Regions from separate parts of the Homo sapiens genome. Here region 2 is linked to region 1. The links are chromatin contacts, found by Hi-C or POLR2A ChIA-PET in ENCODE. All regions are on one chromosome and are shown on one strand. Each heading gives the region's core, a stretch centred on a gene start or an enhancer-like site at or near the end of the contact. The rest is flanking DNA. Distances are from core to core; before and after follow the strand shown. Region 1 holds the start of LPCAT4 (lysophosphatidylcholine acyltransferase 4). Region 2 has its middle 13 kb from the start of MIR1233-2.

Region 1 (7,236 bases), core at 4,737-7,236:
GCTGTAGTGCAGTGGCCCAATCACAGCTCGCTGCAACCTCAACCTCCAGGGCTCAGGTGATCCTCCCACCTCAGCTTCCCAAATAACTGGGACTACAGTGCACACCACCGTGCCTTGCTAATTTTTCTATCTTTTGTAGAAAAGGGGTCTCACTATGTTGCCCAGGCTGGTCTGAAACTCCTGGGCTCAGGTGATGTGTCTGCCTCAGCCTTACAAAATGCTAGGATTACAGGCATGAGCCACGACGCCAGGCCTGTTCTTTTTTTTTTAATAGTCATTGCAAATATCATGAAATGTATTGTTACAGGAAGTTCCTTTGCCCTCCCAAAAGCCACTCCACTTCTATCTAAGGAAAATGGCCCAGTCCTCTCCTAAGTCCACACAGGGGAGGTGATAGCATTGCTTTCATGCAAATTACATAATGCAAAATGTTTTAAATCTTAGCCTTAATAACTTTGTATTTTGTTTTTGTTTTGTTTTTACTCTTTTTTGAGACAGGGTCTCACTCTGTCACCCAGGCTGGAATGCAGTGAGGCGATCTCAGCTCACTGCAACCTCCAGCTCCCCAGCTCAAGTAATCCTCCCACCTTAGCCTCCCGAGTAGCTGAGACCACAGAAGTGCACCACCCTGCTTGGCTAGTTTTTTGTATTTTTGGTAAAGATGGGTTTTCACCATATTGCCTATGCTGGTCTCAAATTCCTGAGCTCAAGTGATCAGCCTGCCTTGGCCTCCCAAAGTGCTGGGATTACAGGCATGAGCCACTGCGTCTGGCCTATTTTGTTTTATTTTGAATGAGCCATTGTGGCCACACTTTTTGTCCCTAAACTTGAGGTGTATGAAGGCTTTTGGTCTCCCTGGGATTGGATGGAGGTGTGAAAGTAGCAAGGGGTTACCTGTACACTGACTTGAGACCAGTTCAATAAAAGTGCACATTAAAAAAATACAATATTAAAGTCATAAAAGTAAAATTATGTGTAACTATGCATGTATGAATTGCCTTAATTGAAAAAAAATGAAATTATAAAATTATTGGAACTATCTTGGAAAACACAAGATGTACAGAAACCTGCCCTCCTTTAAATAAGAGATAAAAGAAAGCTATGGAATCGTCTCTAAGAACCTTTAAGAAATTGTCTTAATCTTCTCAGGCTGCTGTAATAAGATGCCATCAACTGGGTGGCTTAAACAACAGAAATTTATTTATCACAGTTCTAGGGGCTGGGAAGTCCAAGATCAAGATGCCTGCAGATTCGTTGTCTGGTGAGAGCCAACTTTCTGATATGTAGACAGCTGTCTTCTCACTGTGTGCTCACATGTCGTTTCCTCCATATGTACTCATGGAAAGAAAGATCTCTTTCTTTCTTTCTTTCTCTCTCTCTCTCTCTCTCTCCCTCCCTCCCTCTCTCCCTCTCTCCCTCTCCCTCTCTCTCTTCTTTTAAGGGCACTAATCCCATCATAAGGGTCCTACCCTCATGATCTAATCTAGACCCAATTATCTCCCAAAGACTCCACCTTCAAATAGCCATCACATTGGGGTCTAGGGCTTCAACATATGAACTGGGGGAAGAGAGACACAAACATTCAGTTCATAACAGAAATAAATCTTGTCCTAGTGTGGTGGCTCACACCTGTAATCCTAGCACTTTGGGAGGCTGAGGCAGAAGGACTGCTTGAGACCAGGAGTTCCAGACCAGTCTGGTCAACATAGTGAGACCCTATCTCTATTAAAAAGAAATGAAAATAAGATTAATAAAATTAAAAATTTAAAAAGGACGGGCCACCAGTAGTGGCTCACACCTGTAATCCCAGCACTTTGGGAGGCTGAGGCAGAATGATTGCTTGAGCCCAGGAGTTTAAGACGAACAAAGCAAGACCCTGCCTCTATTTAAAAGAAGAAGGAGGAGGAGAAGGAGGTGGGGGGAGGAGAAGGAGATGGGAGGGGGAGGAGAGGGGGAGAAGGAGAAGGAAGAGGAGATGGGGGAAGAGGAGTAGGAGAGGTAGGAAGTGGGGGAAGAGAAGGAGGAGGAAGGGAAGGGGAGAAGAGGAAGAGGAGGAGGGGAGGAGGGGAGGAGAGGGAGGATGAGGAGGAGGAAGAGGAGGAGGGGAGGAGAGGGAGGATGAGGAGGAGAAGAGGAGGAAAAGGAGGAGGAGAGAAAGGAGAGAGGGGACGGAGAGGAGGAGGAGGAGAAGAAGAAAAGACGGAAGAAGGAAGAAGAGGAGGGAGGGGGAGGGGGAGGAGGAGAAGGGAAGTGAGGAAGGAGAGGAGGGGAGGAGAGGGAGGATGAGGAGAAGAGGAGGAAAAGGAGGAGGGGGAAAGGAGGAGGGAGGGGATGAAGAGGAGGAGGAGAAGAAAGAAGGAAGAAGGAAGAAGAGGGAGGGGGAAGGGGAGGAGGAGAAGGGAAAGGAGGAGGAAGAAGGGGAGGAGGAGGTGAAGGAGGAAGAGAAGAAGAAAAAGAAGAAAAGAATGCTGAGAATGCTGACTGCCTTCTTTGAGGCTATAAAACATGGGAGGTTGGGAGGGAGTCTAGACAGAAGTAACTTCTGGCTTCTGTCTGGTTCCCCCTTCCAACAGAAGATTAATGGTATCCAATAATCCAGAATTCCATTGATATGTCATTGTCTCCAGTACTCCCAGGTAATGGTGACTGATACAGATACAGGGGTCAGGTGGAGGAGAAACCTGTCTAGCCTGGTGGATATTTTCAAGGGAGTGACAGATGCTACCAGAGATGATCAATTTCTCAACGTTATTCTTTACAACTGGGTTGCCCCTTCTCAGACTGCCTGCAGAAAGGCCATCATAATAGTTTGGTGAGGGGCTAGAAAAAGGGGAAATGTGGATGCTTTCATGACTCATTCATAGAAATGAACTTCTTAGTTCATCCTGGATGACTGACACCGGCAAATATTTGATTATCAAAACTCTACCCCTGTAGTTGGGTTTTCATAGTATTTATTGCTCTTGAAGAGCACCAAAAATTTTCATTCTGAATTTGATGTATTTTGAGATGACTGTTCAGAAAGCCTGCAAAGCTGTCTTTTGTGGGGGAGATCTGCATCTGCAGAGAATCTGCATCGATGCAGAAAGGCTTTCTCTGGTGCTCTCCCTTGTCCAGATTTAGGAAAGATTAACTGAGAGTCTGACATCTTAAAAGGTCTAACAGAAACCTTTACCACCTATTCCTTCTAAAGGCTACTGTCTGTGAGATTTCATTTGTTCACCAAGACCGTCTTTGCTGGCCAGGCCTCTTCTTCTCCCCCTCCCATAACCTGTCTTGCCACCATAACCTGTTTTGCCCAGATGCAAGCTCTCATTCTTTCTGTAACCTCAAGGTGGTATAAAAGCAACCATTGGGCATTTCTTTGAGTTTTTATATTTTGTATGACTCCCACACACATGCGTGCATCAAATAAAATTTGTAGGAGACCGGACCCAGTGGCTCACACCTGTAATCCCAGCACTTTGGGAGGCCGAGGCGGGCGGATCACCTGAGGTCAGGAGTTCAAGACCAGCCTGCCTAACATGGCGAAACTCTGTCTCTACTAGAAATACCAAAAAAAAAAAAAAAAAATTAGCCAGGCATGGCGACGTGCACCTGCAGTCCCAGCTACTCAGGAGGCTGAGGCAGGAGAATCGCGTGACCCGGGAAGTGGAGGTTGCAGTGAGCTGAGATCGTGCCACTGCACTCCAGCCTGAGCGACAGAGCGAGACTCCGTCTCAAAAAAAAAAAAAAAAAAAAAAATGCGTAGGCCTCTTTTCCCTTTAATCTATGTAATCAGTTTGTTTTATAGACTCAAATTATCAAACATTCAAGGGAAAAATTTAAACTTCCCTACACTCTCATCTTTCCCTGTCTCCCACCTTATGAACATTATCTTAGTCCTTAAACCTCCTTCTAGGCTGGGCGTGGTGGCTCACGCCTGTAATCCCAGCACTTTGGCAGAGGCAAGTGGATCACCTGAGGTCATGAGTTCGAAACCAGCCTGGCCAACATGGTGAAACCCCATCTCTACTAAAAATACAAAAAAAAAAAAAAAAAAAATTAGCCAGGCATGGTGGCAGGCACCTGTAATCCCAGCTGCTCAGGTGGCTGAGGCAGGAGAATCGCTTGACCCGGGAGGCGGAGGATACAGTGAACCGAGATTGTGCCATTGCACTCCAGCCTGTGCAACAAAAGTGAAACTCCATCTCAAAAAGAAAAAAAAAAAACCGCCAGGTGCGGTGGCTCACGCCTGTAATCCCAGCACTTTGGGAGGCTGAGGCGAGTGGATCATGAGGTGAGGAGTTCGAGACCAGCCTAACCAATATGATGAAACCCCGTCTCTACTAAAAATACAAAAATTAGCCGGGTGTGGTGGTGCCCGCCTATAATCCTAGCTACTCAGGAGGCTGAGGCAGGAGAATTGCTTGGAGCCGGGAGACGGAGGTTGCAGCGAGCTGAGATCACGCCATTGCACTCCAGCCTGGGCAACAGAGCAAGAGCGCGACTCCGTCCCAAAACAACAACAACAAAAGACAAACACACACACACACACACACACACACACACACACACACACACACACAAACTTCTCCCCAAAGGCAAGGCAAGGGAGACTAATACATGCAGTTGTACTTTCTCGGTTCTGGTGAGAAAGCTGAAATCATCTGCTTAAAAAAAAAAGGTTTGGGTTGTACATGGCGGCTCACTACCTGTAGTCCCAACAGTTTGGAAGGCCGAGGTGGGAGGCTCACTTGAGGCTAGGAGTTCGAGACCAGCCTGGGCAATATAGCGAGACCCTATCTATACAAAAATAAAATGTGGAAATGATGTATTTGTGTTGGGACCTCTGTGTTATATACAAAAACATCCCAGTGCAGCTCCTTGGTCTCAGTAGGATGCATGAGCCTTCAACCCTCTCAGCCTGGGCTCAGAAAATTTCCTGGAGCAGATTAATTTGGAGTTTGGTTTAAAGGAGAAGCCAGTGGCGGCAAACACTCTTGGTTATGAGAGGTCTCTTTTTCTTTCACTTTCTTCCTTCAGCTCCCCTAACTGCCATGCAATGGGCAGAAGACATAAAGTGAACTTAAGGCGTATTCTTTCCTCAAGCAATGAGACTCTTACCCCTTTTGTCATGGCAATGGATCTCAGAGTCCACTTAATTCCCTGGTCCCTGATCTCAAACGATGGCCTGAGGCTAAACAATTTGTTTTCTAGGGTAGCTTGGAGCTTGTGGGTGAGGGGAATTACTACTGTGTCCTCTGCGTTCACCCAGAGAGTGACAGAGATCAGGAACCACTGCCTCTCCCCTGCCAGACCTTGTCGGGCTCATGGGAAGCACATGCGTCAGTGTACTAGGGATTCCTGGCGCCTCAAGGGTTCAAGCAACCCTCACACCAGTAAAGGCGGCCCTGCCTAGCACAGGCAGGACGCGGAGGTGGAGAGTTGCGGGGCGCCATGCAGCCGCCAGAGGACGCAAGTGCCTCAAGTCCCCGCGCGATGGCGCCCCACGGACCGGGAAGGAAAGGTGGTCCGCCTGCGAGGAGGCGCGGACCGGGCCAAGGAGCCCATAGGAAGAGCGGGGCGCCGCCTCACCCGCGAGCTGCCGGCCTCTGCATCCGGCCCACCTGTCCCTCCCTGCCTACCAACCCAAGAGCCTCACCCCGATCTGCGCTTGCTGGGTGACCTCGACGCCCGGGCGGGGACAGAGGGCGCTCTGAGCTCTGCGCTCAGCTCCCAGACCCACTCCCACTCCGAGGCGGAGGCCAGGTCTTCAGAGAGGAACGACGGAGGCGCAGAAGCCCAGGGGCAGCCCGCTCCAGCCCTGGCAGCCGCGGAACAATGGCCCGAGCGGCTGCGGGCGCCGCGGCGGGCGCGGAGGAGCAGGGGCGCCAGGGCGCTGGAAGCCCCGCCCCTCGGCCGGCGCCCTGACAACGCGGGCGGGCTGGGCTGCGCCGCCTGCTCCCCGCCCCTCGGCCGCCTGCACCGGGCGGGGCCCGGGCCAGAGCGCCGCCGCCGCCGCTGCTGCAGCAGCAGCTGCTCTGCAGAGTGGTGGCCGGGGCCAGGGCCGGGGTGCCCTCCCTCCCACCTTCTCCCGCCATGAGCCAGGGAAGTCCGGGGGACTGGGCCCCCCTAGATCCCACCCCCGGACCCCCAGCATCCCCCAACCCCTTCGTGCATGAGTTACATCTCTCTCGCCTCCAGAGGGTTAAGGTAATGTGTGGGGAGCGGGCGTCGGAAGGACCCGTGAGGATAGGAAAATGGGGCCATTTGAGCCCTGGCAAAGGTGGGCTTGGGGATCCACGAGAAGGAGATGGCTGAGAGGCTTGCGGAGCGGGAGTCCGGGGGTGCGCACGTGGGGGCGGCCGCGGTTGGGCAAGGAGTCCTGGAGAGGACGCTGCGGGCTTGGGCGATAGACAAGCTCGAAGATGTGGAAAAACTGAGTAGGTGGGGATGGAGGGCTGCAGGGGACCCTGGGGTTGGAGAGATGAAGGACGCTGGGGAATGCGGATTACATTCTGCAGAGCCTGATGGCTAGGATGGAGTTAGAGTCTACGGGAAGCCGGGGGTGGGGGCGGGGGCGGGGGCGTGCCGAGTATTCCTCCGAGGCATGACTTAGAGGGAAGACGTTTCTGGGCCGGGAGCCTGCGACCCTGTGCCCTTCCTACACTCCCTCTTCCCACTCCCTCCAACCCCCCTCCACCCCGCACTGCAGCACCTCCCGGTGGGGGCAGGGAGGCTGAGAGGGAGGTTGGCTACAGGAAGTGGAGGGCCGCGCCAGCCTAGGGGAGCTGGGAGGTGGTGTGGGGAGGGAGTGTCCAAGGTTTCTGCTGTCATCACCTCCCCGGAGGCAGGCTCCAGGGGCTAGGTTTGCTTACCTGCTTCTTCCCCAAGGCAGCCTATGGAGTCATCCTGGCTCCTGGCAGCCTCTCTCCCTTGCAGAGTGGGGCCGAGCTCTTGTCTCCCATATCCCCCGGTACTCTAAGATTGCTGTTGAGCAGTGTCAGAAAATGACCTCGGGTCTGAAAACTGGACCTCTGGCTGTTTACAGCCCTCTGCCTCCTAGGCCCAAAGTGGAAAGATCTGTGCACCTGGTTTCTGTTGGGCATAGGAGCTATTTATGGAATAAGATGTGGGGGAGGAGGACCTGTCTCTAACCTACTGTACATCAAGCACAGCGCCCTGCACTTTCGCATGCATTCTTATTAAATCCTCTAAGTGCTAGATGCTTTTTATGGCTTTCGGTTTTATAAA
Region 2 (7,015 bases), core at 3,420-5,919, 150 kb before region 1:
CCCGCAAAGTGCTGGGATTATGGGTGCGAGACATCGCACCCGGCCCACAGTTTGTTGTTAAATTTTACTTATTTCCTTTTTTTTTTTCTTTAGAGACAGGGTCTCATTCTGTTGCCCAGGCTGGAGTGCAGTGGTGCAACCATGGCTCACTGTTACCTTGAACACCTAAACTCAAGACATCCTCCCACCTCAGCCTTATGAGTAGCTGGGACTAGGAGCCTGCACAACCACACCCAGCTAATTTTTCTAGTTTCTGTAGAGACAGGGTTTTGCTGTGTTGTCCAGGCTGGTCTTGAATTCCTGGCCTCAAGCAATCCTCCTGCCTCAGCCTCCCAAAGTGCTGAGATTACAGGCATGAGCCACCATGCCCGGCCTATATATACATTTCCTTTTCCAAGTTATATAAAGTATGCTGTATGCATCCTTCTGGAATTTGTTTTTTTCCCCTTAATAGTATATTGTTCAGATTCTTATTGTTGCTTATAGCTGGCTTTTATTCTTTTGACTGCTTGTGACATCACCAGAAGATAGAGATCCTGGAGATCTCTTAAGAACTGCTGTTGGGCCGGGCGCAGTGACTCACACCTGTAATCCCAGCACTTTGGGAGGCCGAGGCAGGTGGATCACAAGGTCAGGAGGTCGAGACCATCCTGGCTAACACAGTGAAACCCCGTCTCTACTAAAAAAATAAGAAAAAATTAGCCACGCATGGCGGCGGGCACCTGTAGTCCCAGCTACTCAGGAGGTTGAGGCAAGAGAATGGGGTGAACCCAGGTGGCAGAGCTTGCAATGAGCCAAGATCGTGCCACGGCACTCTAGCCTGGGCGGACCCTGTCTCAAAAAAAAAAAAAAAAGAACTGCTGCCTGCTGCTGGGAGCATACACTGGTATGACCACCTTGGAAAACAGTTTGGCTCCATCTCATAAGGTTGAATATTCACACTCCTCCCCGCCCAGCAACTCTACTCTACATCCAAGACAAATTCTTGACTATATAAAACAGGGGATGTGGACAAGGCATGCAGCTCTGTTCAAAATAGCAAAAACTTATTGCCCATCAACTGGAGAGTAGCTGACTAAATTGTGCTTTTTCTTCCCTTTGATTTTCTGTAGTCTTACGATGCAAGTGGCTTTCCCATGGCTAGCTTGGGGAGGGGGATACTGTTGGCAATCGAGTCTGGGGTGGCAGTCCTGCTTAGCCCTAGGGCAATCGGTGCTGCCCAAAACAAGAGTAAACAGAACAAGTTACCCAGTCGAGCCAATGCCTTGGGTCCCTGGAGGTACAGACTTGTACCTGTAGGAAATAGCCATCATACACATCAGTCTTTTCAAATGCTTTTGTCACCGGGCTGAGTCCAAAGGACATCCTCTCCCAAAACATTACAAAGTTTACTGGGGCTACCATTTATCGAGCATTTATCATGTGCCTGAGCATGTACTAGTGTACCGATTGCATGCATTATTTTATTTGTTTGTTTATTTATTTATTTACTTATTCATTTCTTTGAGATAGGGTCTCTTTCTGTTGCCTGGGCTGGAGTGCAGTGGTGCGATCACGGCTCACTGCATCCTCAAACTCCTGGGCTCAATTGGTCTCACCTCAGCCTCCCGAGTAGCTGGGACTACAGGCATAAGCCACCAAGTCCAGCTAATTTTTAAATAAACATCTTTAAATAAACATTTTAAATAAATGAGGTTTGGCTTTGTTGCCCAGGCTAGTCTTGAACTCCCGGCTTCAAGCCAGCCTCCTCCTTCCGCCTTATTGTTGCATTGAATCTTCACCATCACCCTATAAGAGTGCCTGGGGGTAGGTGCTCCACACAGTAACAACGTAGCAACCTCCACTCATAGGTGACAACGAGATTCAGTTTAGTCAAACAGCTTCTCAAAGGTCACACAGTTGGAGGGTGGCTGGGCCAAGATGAAGACCTAGGACTCTAAAGCTGGTGCGCCAGTAAATGAGAAAAATCTCTGGGGGTTCAGGATCGCTTCCTCCCAAGAAATCTTTCTCCAAAGGTTCTAAAAACAATGACAGATCCATCTTTCATAAAGCAAACAAAACTAGCAGCCCCTTCATTTTGGGGGTGGGGAGTGGGGGGAGGATAAAGGTTAGCTAAGCTCCAGGGCATCCCATTTTAATCCTACATATTTATAAGGCAACTGCCAGCACAGCACCCCAAACCTAAAGAACCCTGCACAGCTGTCTCTGTGGGGCATGGCGTGTCTATGGGTGTAAAGATTTTCCAATGTGTGCTTACAGGCCAGTGGCATCATCCTCAGTCACAGGTTAAAGGGCAGCTAGGGCTGGCCTGCTGGGCACCACCGTGAGAATCTGCGGAGCTTTCCAACTAGTTTACCTGTAGTTTGCAGCGACAGACGCCCTGAAAAGAAGGGGTGTGGGTGGGAAGAGTTGTGATTTGAGGTCCCCTGATCCGGGCACGATCTCTTTTCCCAGTCTCAGGAATCAGGGGACTCCATCTGTAAACACAGGCTCAAGCTATGTCCCCCAGCACCCTCTTTCAACCAGGCGCTACCCTCTGCTTCTCTTCCATAGACAGCCCAGAGCTGCCAGCATTCCCTTAGGATCTGTGCCCTCAGGCCTGGCTTAATTTTTTCCTCTCCAAAGAGCCATCTGTAGGGCCAGAGCCCGGCAAAGCCTAACTCATTACTGGATGTCAGTTCCTTTGCCTGACTTTCAGTGATTCCTACCTTAACCTGGGGTTTTATGTTTCTCGTCTCAACGCTAACATTTCTCATTCCTCCACGAGTTGAATTGCTCACTCCAGCCAACTGACGCATGCTTTTCTTGACAGTTAGCTTGAGGCACACGGTTGGTGCTTTAAAAAAAAAAGCATTATGTCAATTTCATTGATCAACAAAAGTGATGGCTCCACTGCAAAGCTGATAGTGCCTGGACCTCTGAGTTCAAGAGCCTTCTAGACAAAGGGCTCTGAGCTGAAACGTGAGCATGCACACATATGCCTCCCTCTCGGTCTGATGAGATAATTTGCATACTTGGTTGTTATCCTTGAGCATTTTCCTGCCTCATTAGTGCACGTGTAGCCAACACAATAATAATCATAGCTAATAACGGCTAAGGCTGAGGACTTTCCTTAGCCAGGTAGTCGCTTTAAAAACTTTAAAGTTTTCACTAGACTCTCATTGAATCATTTCTCTTTTTCAGATCAAGAAACTGAGACTTACTATCACATTCGGGATGAAGTTAAAACAAAAAAAGAAACTGGGGCTTAAAGCTGTCAAGTATTTCACAGCCAGCAAGTGGCTACGTTGGAACTTGAACCCAGGCAGTCTAGCCCTGGGATCCAGTGTTGACTACGCAAAACTAAAGTGTACATGTTTTCAACTACAGTTTAAGTGGGTGACATATTTTTCACTATATTTTATGTAGGTGACTTTCAGTTTGGGGGTATTCTACTTACACAATCTATTGAGCTGGATATTAACTGAGAACAAAAAGAAACTAATGAACTCCGAAAAACATAAAACATGAGCAACATGATGTCACCGCAAAAGACAAATCAGCACAGAGCCTTCTTGGGACTGTATTTTGCTGACCGTCCAGGAACGAGTTATCATCTGCCTGAACTCAGCAGTGCTCTGTTCCCTTGGGACACACACACACACACACACACACACACACACACACACACACAGAGAGAGAGAGAGAGAGAGAGAGAGAGAGAGAGAGAGAGAGAGAGAGAGAGTTAGTGGCTGTGCCGCCCTGAGCTTCCAGTCGGCGAGTGTGAGGAAGGAACCAGATGGGTCGGGCAGAAAGGTGCTGGGTCAAGGGAGGAGGGGGCAGCCGGGAGCGCGCGCACGCTCTGGACTCGTGCACCCGCCGAAACTGGTGCGCGCAGGGCCCGCCTGGTTGAGGGGTGAGGGGTGAGGGTGACGGGGGCAGGGTAGGGGCAGCCCTTTCCCAGGCGGTAGTGGGGGCAGTGGTTATGTTGCCCTTTGAAGCTGCGGCTTGACAGGAGCCGCGCCTCCTGTGGGTGGAGTCGGTTACAAAGGGAGCAGCCCCCCAGGCCGCCACACAGCTCCCGCCAAGGCCTCCGTGCCCTTGCCATTTTCCAGCCGCGCTCCCACAAGGGTCCAGGCGGCAGGCAGAGGCAGAGTCGCGAAAGCTCGGCTGGGCGGCCCCGCTGGGTAGTCGCGGCCGTGACAGCGGCTCCGGACAGGCTCCCCTTCCGCGCCCCTCCCGCCGTAGATGAGTGGAAGATGTCCGTGTCAGGGTTCAAGGCCAAAGGGAAGTTTCTGGGACTATCTTCCACAAGAACCAGGAGCCGCAGCCCCCGCTCACGCTCCACTGCAACATGACTGTGAGGCGCCCGGCGGCGGCCTCGCGGGGCAGGGCGAGGGCAGAGAGGGGGCGCCCGGAGTCCCAGGACAAAGGGGAGCCTTCCCCAGAGAGGCCCCAGTTCCCCGCCCCTTTCTCCCGCAACTGGCCCAGCCCCGGCCCGGGACTGCCGGAGGCTTGGGTGGGAGGAGAGGGGAGGGCGCGTCTCTCCGACTCCTCGCGTGGCGTAAGCTTGGGGGCTGTTGGCCCCTCTAGGCCCCCGTCGCCGCGCCCCGAGGTGGGAGCCCGCGACTGCCGGAGCCTTCTTGGGACCCATGGTCGCCCTCAGTCGGCCAGCCTGCTCCGGAGACCGCGACAGGGCGGTGCAGGGCGGCTCCGGCGTTTTTTGAGCCCAGGCGGGGAAGGGGAAAGACCTTTAAGATTTTCGGTATTTTGGCTGGGCGCAGTGGCTCACGCCTGTAATCCCTTTGGGAGGCAGAGGCGGGCGATCACCTGAGGTCAGGAGTTAGAGACCAGCCTGGCCAACATGGTGAAACTCCGTCTCTACTAAAATATACAAAACTTATCCAGGCGTGTTGGCAGGAGATTTAATCGCGGCTACTTGGGAGGCAGAGGCAGGAGAATCGTTTGAACCCGGGAGGCGGAGGTTGCAGTGAGCTGAGATCCAGCCGTTGCACTCAAACTTGGGGGATAAGAGGGAGACTTCTCTCAAAAAAAAAAAAATTCTTTTTTCTTTTGAGGGAGTCTCACTCTGTCACCCAGGCTGGAGTGCAGTGGCGCGATCTCGGCTCATTGCAGCCTATCTCTCTTGACAGTCCACTGGTTAAAGCGATTCTGCTGCCTCAGCCTCCCGAGTAGCTGTGATTACAGGCGCCCGCCACCACGCCTGGCTAACTTGTGTTTTTAGTAGAGACGGGGTTTCACCGTGTTGGCCAGGCTGGTCTCAAACTCCTGACCTCAAATGACCCACCTCTGCCTCCCAAAGTGCTGGGATTCCAGGTGTGAGCCACCGCGCCAGGACCCAAGGCCCTTAAGTTTTAACGCCTCATTCTTCAGTCAGGTTTTCCTTGCTCCCGCGTGTTCAGCCAATTGGTTTCAAGTTTGTGTTGAAGGAGAAACTAACAATGAAAACGGAGTCGTTGATGGAAGAAAAGTTGGAATGCAGCCTCTGGTGCTGTTTGAGTGATCCCTCTCCCCAGGGGCTGGCTGCGCACTGCTGTGTTCTGGAAAGGCGCATTGTATGGTAGATGCCGCAGGTAAGAGTCCTGTACAGGTGCTCTGCCCGCTTTTCCTTTCAGGCTTCTGTATCAGCTGTTTTTCCCTTGTAGAATGTGCCCCTGACCTGTGCCCCTGACCTCCACCCTTTAACCCTACCCAACTCGTCTTTACACGTCTGACCATCAAGGCTCTTCTGGGTCATATTGAGTTCATGCTGATATTTTCCCTTCCTCCCCTCTTCAGTCCTTACTATTTTTGTTTTGGTCACGTTATGCTATATTCTGTAAGCCTTTAAGAAATTCTTTTATGGTGGCAGGGGAGAATATTTTGTAATTATGCTTTGTGCTTTTTATCTTCCACTCAATAAGTGCTTGGTAAATATTTGTTTTATTGAGTATATGACCCTATTCTAGCTATATTGTGCTTGAACAAAAATCTTAACTGCCCTGTAAGTTAACTGCTAAGAATTTGTCAAAAGTGCAGAGATGACATCCAGAACTTGTCATGGATAGTGCAAAAAGGTCTCTAAGGGCTTGATGGAGGTGTGTAAATGGACTTCATGTGAAAGAGTGTAAGAAGCGAAAATGTGAAGCATGACTGGAGAGCCGGAGAGATAAAGCAAGGGTCTCTTTCTCCAGATCCTTTGTAACAGTGTCATGTGACCTCTTCTTGAAGATCGTTCTGAAAGATAATGCCACCCTGGAACCTAGGAAATCACCCAGTGGGTTTCTGCAGGTTAGGTGCTTCAAATCCTCATCAGCACCTTTGTTTTCTCTGCCTCTGTTTGCTCACAACGATGTTCTCAGTAGCTGTAATTGCTGTCTTTGAATACTTAAGCATTTTTTTTAGATCACAGGGGTATATGTGCATTTTTATTTTACGAAGTGTTAGAATTTTTACTCCGCTTTTGTGGGCTCTGCGTTAGCTACTTGGTTGTTTAGTTGTAAAATGATTAGCAGGGAAAACTGTGTGTGTGTCTGTGTGTGTGTGTATTTTAAGGTTCTCTTGTTGTCAGAGCACTTAGAATTTTATTTTATATGGTAATTCTGTCAGTTTACTTTATTCTCCAGCCCACATTTATTGAACAGCAAAGTATGAAAGTGATGTGTCCCATAACCAGCCTTCAGAGGAATTACAACTGCTGTATGTCTGAACTTAGAATTACAACTGCTGTATGTCTGAACTTAGAATTACAACTGCTGTATGTCTGAACTTTATTTTCTTTTCCTTTTTTTTTTTTTTTTTTTTTTTTTTGAGTTGGAGTCTCACTCTGTCACCCAGGCTGGAGTGCAGTGGTGTGATCTCGTCACACTGCAACCTCCGCCACTCCGGTTCAAGTGATTCTCCTGCCTCAGCCTCCTGAGTAGCTGGGATTATAGACACCTGCCACACCACCCGGCTAATTTTTGCAGTTTTAGTAGAAACAGGTTTCACCATCTTGGCTAGGCTGATCTCGAACTCCTGACCTCGTGATCCACCT

The links. A loop is a pair of places that touch in the nucleus more often than their neighbours do. ChIA-PET counts read pairs that join two places held with the same protein, here RNA polymerase II (POLR2A). Pooled maps may share reads with other maps.
Region 2: a pooled map shows a loop between it and region 1 (9-fold over the local background). The contact joins the enhancer-like site here to the promoter of LPCAT4 in region 1. A Hi-C loop is called at or near these places in 2 of 37 single-sample maps with no recorded cell type and 7 of 50 pooled maps. POLR2A ChIA-PET finds 5 or more read pairs at or near these places in 6 of 52 experiments (HEK293, HEK293T, activated CD4-positive, alpha-beta memory T cell and 3 more).

What each region holds. Positions count from the first base shown.
Region 1 is chr15:34,365,946-34,373,181 of GRCh38, reverse strand. It overlaps LPCAT4 (lysophosphatidylcholine acyltransferase 4), which reads left to right and starts at 5,986. Exons shown (of 14, transcript NM_153613.3): 1 at 5,986-6,195. The coding sequence starts at 6,082. RefSeq lists enhancers at 3,427-3,486, 4,942-5,231, 4,831-5,826 and silencers at 5,602-5,651, 5,782-6,241, 6,362-6,411, 6,492-6,581.
Region 2 is chr15:34,511,990-34,519,004 of GRCh38, reverse strand. No RefSeq gene overlaps it. Among named protein-coding and RNA genes, the nearest start is that of MIR1233-2, 13 kb to the left of the region's middle. RefSeq lists silencers at 3,754-3,983, 4,414-4,653. Within about 2 kb of position 4,669, at least 15 of the 41 ENCODE cell types and tissues checked have a DNase peak (open chromatin) inside an H3K27ac peak, as active enhancers do.